Regions from separate parts of the Homo sapiens genome. Here region 2 is linked to region 1. A link is an interaction called in ENCODE POLR2A ChIA-PET data of the cell type or tissue named here. Cell type or tissue: PC-3. All regions are shown on one strand. Each heading gives the region's core, and the rest is flanking DNA. Links, peaks and the distances in the headings are about the cores only. Region 1 overlaps PRKG1 (protein kinase cGMP-dependent 1). Region 2 overlaps PRKG1 (protein kinase cGMP-dependent 1).

What was found. ChIA-PET counts read pairs that join two places held together with the same protein. Peaks named below come from ENCODE experiments on the same cell type or tissue, not always from the same donor. Only the 100,000 strongest peaks of a DNase experiment are listed, where the experiment ranks them.
Region 2: POLR2A ChIA-PET joins it to region 1 with 24 read pairs; 2 of 35 experiments call an interaction of 5 or more read pairs at or near these places.

The regions. Positions count from the first base shown.
Region 1 is chr10:51,346,365-51,351,755 of GRCh38, reverse strand. The region is part of intron 2 of PRKG1 (protein kinase cGMP-dependent 1); the gene reads right to left. Among named protein-coding and RNA genes, the nearest start is that of MIR605, 49 kb to the right of the region's middle. In PC-3, for the core only: no CTCF peak of the experiment used is centred there; no DNase peak of the experiment used is centred there.
Region 2 is chr10:51,101,475-51,106,865 of GRCh38, reverse strand. All of the region lies in intron 1 of PRKG1 (protein kinase cGMP-dependent 1), which reads right to left. Among named protein-coding and RNA genes, the nearest start is that of PRKG1, 30 kb to the right of the region's middle. In PC-3, for the core only: a CTCF peak has its summit at 2,256; a DNase peak (open chromatin) is centred at 2,815; H3K4me3 peaks cover 944 bases; H3K27ac peaks cover 2,219 bases.

The sequences.
Region 1 (5,391 bases), core at 300-5,299:
GGGATCTAATTAAACTAAAGAGTTCTGCACAGCAAAAGAAACTATCATCAGAGAGAACAGACAACCTACAGAATGGGAGAAAATTTTTGCAATCTATCCATCTGAAAAAGGGAATCTACAAAGAACTTAAACAAATTACAAGATAAAACAAACAACCCCATTGAAAAGTGAGCAAAGGATATGAAGAGACACTTCTCAAAAGAAGACATTTATGTGGCCAACAAATATATGAAAAAAAAACTCATCATCACTGATGATGAGAAATGCAAATCAAAACCACAATGAGATACCATGTCATACCAGTTAGAATGGCGATCATTAAAGTCAGGAAACAACAGATGCTGGAGAGGATGTGGAGAAATAGGAACACTTTTACGCTGTTGGTGAGAATGTAAATTAGTTCAACCATTGTGGAAGACAGTGTGGCGATTCCTCAAAGATCTAGAACCAGAAATACCACTTGGCCCAGCAATCCCATTACTGGGTAAATACCCAAAGGATTATAAATCATTCTACTATAAAGACACATGCATGCATATGTTTATTGCGGCACTGTTCACAATAGCAAAGACTTGGAACCAACCCAAATGCCCATCAATGATAGACTGGATAAAGAAAATGTGGCACATATATACCATGGAATACTATGCAGCCATAAAAGGCATGAGTTCATGTCCTTTGCAGGGACATGAATGAAACTGGAAACCATCATTCTCAGCAAACTGGAACAGAAAACCGAACACCACATGTTCTCACTCATAAGTAGGAGTTGAACAATGAGAACACATGGACACAGGGAGGGGAACATCACACACCAGGGCCTGTCAGGGGATGGGGGGCTAGGGGAGGGATAGCATTAGGAGAAATACCTAATGTAGATGACGGGTTGATGGGTGCACCAAACCACCATGGCACGCGTATACCTGTGCAGCAAACCTGCACGTTCTGCACATGTATCCCAGAACTTAAAGTATATTAAAGAAAAAGAAATGCTACTGATTTTTGTATGTTGATTTCTTGTTCTGCAACTTGCTGAATTTGCTTATCAGTTCCAATAGTTTTCTTGTAGAGTCTTTAGGTTTTTCCAAATATAAGATCATATCATCTGCAAACAAGGATAATTTGACTTCTTCCTTTCCGATTTAGATGCTCTTTATTTCTTTCTCATCTGATCTCTCTCGCTAAGACTTCCAGTACTATGTTGAGTAACAATGCTGAAAGTGGGCCTCCTTTCTAAAAACTGAAAAGAAGCTTCCAGTTTTTTTCCCATTCAGTATGATACTAACTGTGGGTCTGTAGTATGTGGCTTTTATTATGTTGAGGTATGTTCATTCCATATAGAATGTGAGTTATTTAGTTAGCATCCTATCCAAGGTTTTAGAGGTAGAACCCATCTACCTGACTCCCCACTACCAATATTTACCTGAGACCTCCTGTACTCTGGGTTCCTTTATCATCTGTATTAGTGAGTTGGGATGTTTGAGCTTTCAATGGCCTTGTCATTAGGTCAGTCTATCTTGGGGAGGGTACATTGTGGACTGGCTGAGGCCATGTGAGTCTGACTGGATGAATTCACATAACTGGTCCAGCTCCACTTGTGGAAACTTCCATAACTCTACTATATGAATGATATGGCAAATTCATTATGAATTCAAATAATGAACTCAGCACAGTCATTAGCACAGAAGTGATCAAAATGATTTATGGTTATTATTATATGACCCTAAGTTTTATCCTTCCTCCCCTTAACTCCATGGTATTTATGTTCCTTAAAATTAAATTTGTCTGAGTGCATCTTGCCCTTGCCTTTTCTATAGAGAGTAAGCTCATTTAGGGCAGAAGCTGTGCCTTATAATTATCTATCCAATTTAGCAGTTCTCTTTATTTCTTGGTACTCCACTGAGAATCTCTAGAGAGAATGTGTACTCAGCTTAAAGATACACATACATGGTATCTGTATGTGGTTCACATCTGTAATCCAAGCACTTTGGGAGACTGAGGCAGCCAGATCACTTGAGGTCAGGAGTTTAAGACCAGCCTGGCCAACATGGTGAAACCCCGTCTCTACTAAAAATACAAAAATTAGCTGGGCGTGGTGGTGCATGCCTGTAGTCCCAGCTATTTGGGAGGCTAAGGCAGGAGAATCGCTTGATCCTGGAAGGCAGAGGTTGCAATGAGCCAAGATCATGCCACTGCACTCCAGCCTGAGTGTCAGAGCAAGACTTCATCTAAAAAAAAAAAAAAAAGGACACATACACATACACACACACATACACACACACACACACACACACACACACAAACAATATGAACTCAAAGTAAACAATTTTTTATCTTCTCTGAACAAAATACACACTAAAATTTCTTAGGATTTTGGCAAATATAATGTTGGTCTAAGAAAATATCCTATGCTTTTACAATTAGGTCAGAGATGATATAAGTATGGTTCTAAACTCTCACCTTGACAATAGGTCACTGGCCATATATTTCACTACATGGAAGAAACAGAAATCCGTAGTCTTCCACACAAAACCACAAATGTACACACTTCCAGCACCAGCAGGAGACACCAATATTAGCAGGTTTGAGATGTGCTATGTCAGGCAGCTATTTTACTCCTCTAAGTCTGAGACTCCTCATCGAATGAAGGAGAGGTAATACAGTGCTTACCTTGGCTTTGATGGAAGATGACGACAACACTTGGGCACACCAGGTCTGACTTATGGTAAGGGATTAATTAGCATCATCTCACTATCGTCTCAAGTATGAATGCCGCCAAGTGAGCTATTTTATATCTTCCTAGCTCCGGATTTCACCTGCTACCAATGAGTAGATTTTTCCCTAGCCCAAAATGGTATCACATAGGGAAAAAAAATGAAAAAGAACTCAGAAACCCCTACACAAATCAGGGAAACTCAAATGTTGTGACATACCAGTCACACTGAAGAATGGATGCAGTACACTTCACTCAGTTTTTTTATATTGATGGGATATGTCAGAATAAGTGGCAATGTTAGAGGTAAGTGCAGTAGATACATGTTAGTGCAAGAAATGAGACCAAGGTCGAGTTCTCACTAGACTTCCTTAAAGCTTCACTACAGGTTGATACCTGAGCTCAAGAGGAGAAGTATCACCTGCTAAGAGAGACAATCTGGTAAAAAATAGTCTTTTAAAAAAGGCTTTATTTCTTCAGTGAATAAACATCATTGTGTGGGATCTCTAATGCGCTTGTTTTATGTTTCTAGGCAGGATCCACTCTTGATGGAGAAGGTCAGAGTAAAATTCCAAGGCACTCACCTGGAGGTTGTGGTTACTAGCAGGTTGCCTTACGGTGTAAGGAAAATTACTGAACTTCTTTGAAAAGTTAATTTTATTTTGAAAGATTATATATTTAATTTGTTGTGCATCTCAAGATTCCACTGACGGGCTAACAGAGATCAAATGTATAATCTTTCTCTGATTAACAGAGAAAAGGATGATTGCACATATCGGTTTAAGGGCAGGAGAGTGTGTGTGGGAGGTAAGGTACAGAGTAAACTTGATATGTGGACTTAAGTGGCCTTTGGTGTAAGTATTTTATTCCAATGTGATAGGTTTATTATATTTTAAATTAAGATTTAGCATTACTTTCTCTTAAGTTACGTGTTTTCTCCCCAAACTTTGTTGCCATTTGTTTTTGTTTTTGTTTTTTTTGAGATGGAGTCTCGCTCTGTCACCCAGGCTGGAGTGCAGTGGCATGATCTCGGCTCACTGCAAGCTCCGCCTCCCGGGTTCACGCCATTGTCCTGCCTCAGCCTCCCGAGTAGCTGGGAGTACAGGCACCCGCCACCATGCCCGGCTAATTTTTTTTGTATTTTTAGTAGAGAAGGGGTTTCACCGTGTTAGCCAGGATGGTCTCGATCTCCTGACCTCGTGTTCCGCCTGCCTCGGCCTCCCAAAGTGCTGGGATTACAGGTGTGAGCCACCGCGCCCAGCCTTTGTTGACTTTTATGTTCTGATAACCGGTGCTAAATCTGGCCTGTTACACCACTGAGAATCCCAGAAGAGAATGTTTACCGATTTCAAGAAGAACGATGATTGTAAAGCCTTCTGTTAATCTTATTTTCATTTTAGACCCAGAGACATGGGTAAACAAGTTCATCTGACTATCCATAAAAGGACCAAAAAAGTTTATTTGAAAACCAACGAGAAACTATCACATTTTCACTAAAAATGGCATTACCAGTTTTTAGGGGGACTACTGTCTGGCTGGTATTCCAACAACCATCTTCCTACCAAGCAATTCATTCATAAGATCAAGTTATATAAAAGTATCAAGAGTTCCAGGAACTGAGGAACTGAAGTATCCATTCTTCGTTAGAAAGAATATTGTACATAGTCTATTGATACCTAATGCCTTCCATCTTCTAAGCTTTTCCGTCGTTAAAAGAATGCTAATTGTATTCAGATATTCACTCTTCTTCAATATTCACTCTTCTTCAACATGATCCAGGGCGAGGTGCTTAACCCCAACTCCAAGGGCATATAACTCATTAGCCTCAGGTAATCAGTGTGTTGGCATTCTTCTAGTGACTCTTATTGATCCAGGGGTGTGCAAGTATTCTAAATTGTCTTGGTGGTAGAAAAAAAAACCAGTTTTTTTCATGAACAGGGAAGCATGTGGCCGCAGTGGCTATTGGCATTCATCTGTGGCCACGAAAATAACCAGACTCAGGATGCTGAGGCCACGAGGTGAGAGGGAAGCATCCCAGGTCCTCGGCAACATCATCAAGCTACTGATTGTACTGAGCTTTGAAGCCCATTCTATGTCTGTAAAATAAATTTGTTACTGAGTAAGGTTTGAGTGAAGCGGTTTACACAAGAGAGCCACAAAGTCTTTATTCAATTTAAGAGAGCCCCACAAATAAAACAGAGGAAGATTAGGTATCATGAGGTAGTATTCTATAATACTTCCAATGCTAGCAAATTACCATGTCATTATAATTGGAAAGTATTATCTAACATCAAATATGCTTTGCAGATGTCAAATTCAGTGAAGTTATACTCATGAAGGAAATGTCAGTTGGATAACAGAAAAAGTGATTGCTTTTTTGTAATATTCATAATAGGCAATGGCATTAGGCTTAACAGCTCAAGTAACTCTGCCTTTAATTCTGAGTATGCCAAAATATGCCTATATGGCCCTCAAATCAGTGATTTTAGTATAAAAAGTAACATAAAACAGTTGCTTGATTCCACTTACATTGCTGCATTTCCTCAAAATTTCACTTGAGAAATATTTATTAGGACTCTAGATAAAAATCTTAATTTCTTTATGCAGAAGTGGCAGTATTTTATAACTCTCACTAGAATGTTGAAAGCATTAAAATAATTAAGTGTATAATACATATT
Region 2 (5,391 bases), core at 163-5,162, 240 kb after region 1:
TTGGGAAGCAGATAGTTAAGTGCTCACTAAACACTTGATGAATGAATGAATGTCCAGGCACTATGAAATTTATCTCTCTGATGTCCCCACCATGAAGTTTTGTTGTCCACATAGCATTTCAGTGACATATTCAAACCACAACTTAATTTGTTTTTCTATTCCCTGGCTTCATTTTACAAGTCTTCCAGAGGTAAAAAGGCCTTCAATCTGGGGATTCATGCTCACTTTTTGGCTGGCTCCATGGTGGGACTTTATCTGTCTCTGCTGCTGAAGAAAGGCCAAGATCTGAGTGAATCTGAGCAAGGCGGGCACAGACTTTTCCCCTCTAAGAAAGGTGCTGATGTCTTAAGAAATTGCTAGTCCATGAAGCTGACTTAAGTTGTAATTCCAAGCTTAAATTTCATTAGGGAGTTTCTTGGAATTTCTCAGTCCCGAAAAAAAGAATTCTTCCTCACGTAAAGCTGTGTACATCTGTTTCTCTAGCTGAACCATCGTGTCTTAAATGATGTATTCTCCCGAGGGTGGTGATGCTAATGTCTTCACAATTTTCAATCACACTAACATTTACTGAGAATTTACCATAATTCTATGCCAGGCACAGAAACATGTATTTTGATCTGAATTTGCTAATTTGATGGCAATAATCCTGTGAGGTGTATAGTATTCTTGTTGCTATTTTACATTAAGGAAACTGAGGCATAGAGAGGCTTAATAACTCATCCAAAATTCAGTATTAACTTTCATAGAATTAAATAACTCAGCTAACTCAACCCCATTATCTGATTCTAGGGCGCTCACCTAACAATTACTTTCTACTTCATCCTTTCCCAGAGTGGAAATCATGTTGGGAAACAGAACCCTGATTGCTCATTGCTATTTTTCTGTCTTGTCTCTTATAAAGTAGGAATTTCATAACTACTTATTGAATTGAATTGTCTGTTACACAAAATCATATACTCATTAATTTTGCTCTAATTTGTCTTCCAGGTAAGGGCCATGGGGCACTAAACCTTGAATATCCATATTCAAAGTTTAGTTTATGTTTAATGTTGTGTCCTCAAACAATATGAAGGCAAAAGTAGTAACATTTTCAATAAAATTGATTGTTATAGTAATTATATGTCATCAGACTCAGAATCAATTTTTAAAATTATTTTTATAAATAAAAGGAAAAAAATTTTAATGTCTATGTGTCCCCACTCTCCAGGTTTAGGATAACAGCTTGTTGACTACCAGTCCTCATTTATTCCTTTGTTAAGTTATAAGACATTTCAAAGATGCAGATAATTACAAAAAATAATAGACATCCATATAACTACTACTCAATATTGTAGATTTTAGCATTTTGTAATATTTGACTCAACCTTCTTTTCTCCCTTCGTGCACTGTCTTTGAAACAAAAAGAATTTGATATAGCTAGCACCTCACTTCCCACACCTTTTATCTCCCTCCTTCATCACATAATACCACACATCCAAGGTAGGAGATCAGTCTAATAGAGATTTTTAAAATTACACTGTATAACCAATAAATTATACCATTTTGCATTTGGAGATTTTACATAAATGGTGTCACATTATACATATCCTTTTGCATCTTTATTTGCTCCAGAATGTTTTTCAATTTATCCATAAATTACACTTGAATACATTTTAATTAAATATAACACAACACATTTTTCAAAAGGAAAGACTGGGCTGGGTGCAGTGGCTCACACCTGCAATCACAGCACTTTGGGAGGCTGAGGTGGGCAGATCACTTCGGGCCAGAAGTTCGAGACCAGCCTGGCCACCACTGTGAAATCCCATCTCTACCAAAAATACAAAAATTAGCCAGGGCTGGGTGCGGTGGCCCATGCCTGTAATCCCAGCACTTTGGGAAGCTGGGGTGGGTGATCACTTGAGGTGAGGAGTTCGAGACTAGCCTGACCTACATGGTGAAAACCCATCTCTACTAAAACAATACAAAATTATCTGGGTATGGTGCCACCCGCCTGTAATCCCAGCTACTTGGGAGGCTGAGGCAGGAGAATCACTTGAACCCTGGAGGTGGAGGTTGCAGTAAGCCGAGATTGTGTCATTGCACTCCAGCCTGGGCAACAAGAGCAAAACTCCATCACAAAATAAATAAATAAATAAATAAATAAATAAATAAATAAATAAATAAAATAAAAATAAAAATTAGCCAGGTGTGGTAGCGCCCCCTGTAATCACAGCTACTCCAGAGGCTGAGGCACAAGAATCACTTGAACCTAGGAGGTGGAGGTGGCAGTGAGCAGAGATCGCACCACTGCACTCCAGCCTGGGCTACAGAGTGAAACTCCATCTCAAGAAAAAAGGAAAGACTGCAGCTTTATTCAGAAGCATCAAAAATATGTTCCAAAGGCTTTCCACTTCCTCTCAGTGTCTTAACGTACTTACATCTTATATACAACTATCTCTTGTCACGCATTTTGTCAGTAATGCCTTTCAGTATCACAATATACAGTTTAATTTGGGTTTTGTTTTTAGCAAAGTTATATGTGAAGATTGTACAAAGAGTCAAACCATTCCATAAGGCTTGTTACAACAGCAGTTTCCCACTCTGGACCCAAATTCTGCACCCTAGAAATAACCACTTTTAATTGTGGGGGATGATTTTTTTTTCTGTCTCCTATATCTGACTAACATATTTATATTGCTACTGTTTGTTTTCTGTTTAGGAATTATCTATTTACTTGCTACTATAGAAGAAAATGATTCAGCCCTCTTTCCCCTTCCTGCCACTCCTACTACACACACATTCATATACACACAAACAAACACACAGACTTCCCATCTATGTCTTCCTCCCAGTTCTATGAAATATCAAATGTGGTGAGATCATTACTGAATGCTCACATTGTTATGACTCTATAAATGTCCTTCATAGCCAATCCATGCAGTACATTATGAGTAATTGTCCTTTTCTGAAGAGCATTTTGTTTTCTGATTGTTAGCAGCTGTTGTTTTTGTGTTCATTTCTGTTTTAGGTAATTAGTTGTGTATGTACTTACTCCAGACGCTTTCCTCTCAATACATTTATTCATACCTAGTAGGTATGCTATCAAGTTCATCTACATGAAGTCACTCCCAAAGATACTGGCTTTGCTTCAGTCAGGATCAGGAGCTCCTGAAGCTTGACACTTCCTGCCTGTTAACCTGAGTTTTCTTGTCACCTCACTCTTGATTCAGCTCATCCGGATCCCACTTTCTTGACCCCCTCCTCCCTCTTATTTGGTGATGCACATCCTTTATTACATTTCAGAGAAGGCGTGTAAAGTAGGTAAAATTTTTGAGAGCTAAACTATCAGAAATGTCTTCGGTCTATCATCACAATCAGTGACAATTTTATTGGGCTCGGAATTCTATGTTGGGAAATTCATTTTTCTTGAGAATTTTGAGGACACTGCTCAGCTTTTTTTTAGCTCGAAGAAATATAAAGTCATTCTGCTTCTTAATCCTTTGAATAGAAATATATTTCCCCTTGAAGCTTGCCCAGTATTCTAAAATTTCATGATCAAATGCCTTCATTAGTGGATCTAATTCATCACTATGTTGGGCCCTTACTGGGCCTTTATAATTTGGAAACATTGTCCTTCAATTCTGGGAAGTTTTCTTGGATTTTTCTTTAATGACCCCCTTCTATGGATCTTCTCTTTTTCTATTGAATATCTTGGATGAACACTCTCATTTTCTAACTATTTTTTTTTTACTTTTGAATATTTAGCCATTTGTTCAATGTTCTAGAAGATTTTCTCAATTCCATATCTTAATTGAGTTTTTCACTCTGCTATAATATTTTTCATTTCATTTCCAAGAGCTGGTTTTGTGCTCTGCCAGTTTTTCTTTCTCTCTTACCAGTATCCTCTTCTTGTTCCATTCATATACTATTTTCTCTTATCTGTCTGAAGTTATTTATGGTAGATGATTGCTTTAAAAAGTTTCCTCTCCATGCATACTTTGTCTCCTCCAAGTAGCAATTTTCTGTCTCTGTGTGTGTGTATGTGTGTGTGTTTCTCTTTTACATTATTTGCTTCACCAAAATACTTTGTGAACCCTGAAAGATGCTTACGTTTGCATCACTAAAAGTGCTGATTTGAAGCCCTGTTCACATAGATGGGGCTTGTTAACTATGGTCCTTGCAACAGACTGATCTACCTAGTGTGTTTCCTTGTGGACTCTCAATGTCAAAACCTTTAGAGTTTGTCCACTCTTTCAGTGGGTCAATTTTCCCAGAAAAGATGCTTCCAGTCTCTTACCAAGAGGGAATGTGTCTGGCTTCCAGTGTAACAGGAGCCGAATGGGAAATAAGAACTAGGAAATTTCTAAATTCACTTATGAACTTCCATTTCATTCTAACTTTTTAGGTTGAAAGACTCTGCCTTTAATTCTGCCTGTTTTTTTTTTCCAACTCCAGAGACCCTTTATTTTAAACTTACAGTAATAAATATCCAGTCTTGCCAGAATGGAGAAGAAACTACTGTGGTAGTTTATAGGAGTCAATTTGTCCTCCAGCTCACAAGAGCAGGTTGTTAAATTTTTGGAAGTTGTCATGCTGATTGTTAAACACTGTCATTATTTAAAAGTAAATTATACAAATATGCAGTTAAATAAATTTATATTAAAACAAAGGTAATAAACACAAAGAAATTCATCACTTACTAGTTATTATACTATGTTTTATGCTTTTGAGGTCACTTGCATATTGTATTTCTACTACACGAGGTGTGCTACTCACATCTCTTCCCAACTCTGCATTCAGTGATGTCATGCAGTAGCTTGACATTGGCCATGATGGTGGTATTTACTCCACAGAAATTGGCAAATACCACAAATCACAACTATTTTGAGACCTAGTTGTTAAGTATTTGCCAGCACGCCACTGGGCAGATGCCCAGTTTCTCAAAGCCAGGGAGGGGATCTGAGGTCTTACTAATTCTTAAACACATTTTAATCAATTCATCTATTTTTAGCCTCAATTTTACCCCAGGCCCAGGGGTAACTGGTGACTCCAGTCCTTATGTTTTCTGAAGTTGAACAACAAAAATCCAATCGCTTCTCAGCATTTTAGTTTTATTTGGTCTGATAATCAGAAGTTTCTCTCTCTTCCATCCTTTTCAGCTTCCAACATGTTCTCACTATGATCTCCAACTCTGTTTGGTTTTTATCCTTATAGAATTGAGCATTTTTATAAAAAATACTCATTATTTCATGGATGTTTGGGGAAGGAGTGGAAATATGTGCATCTGTTTAATCTTCCATTGCTAACTAGAAATCATGTCATATACTAAAATGATAGGATTTTAGCTTCTCAAAGGAGAATACAAAGTTCTCAAAACATGAGACAAGTAATCTGGAGTCTGATTTTGGC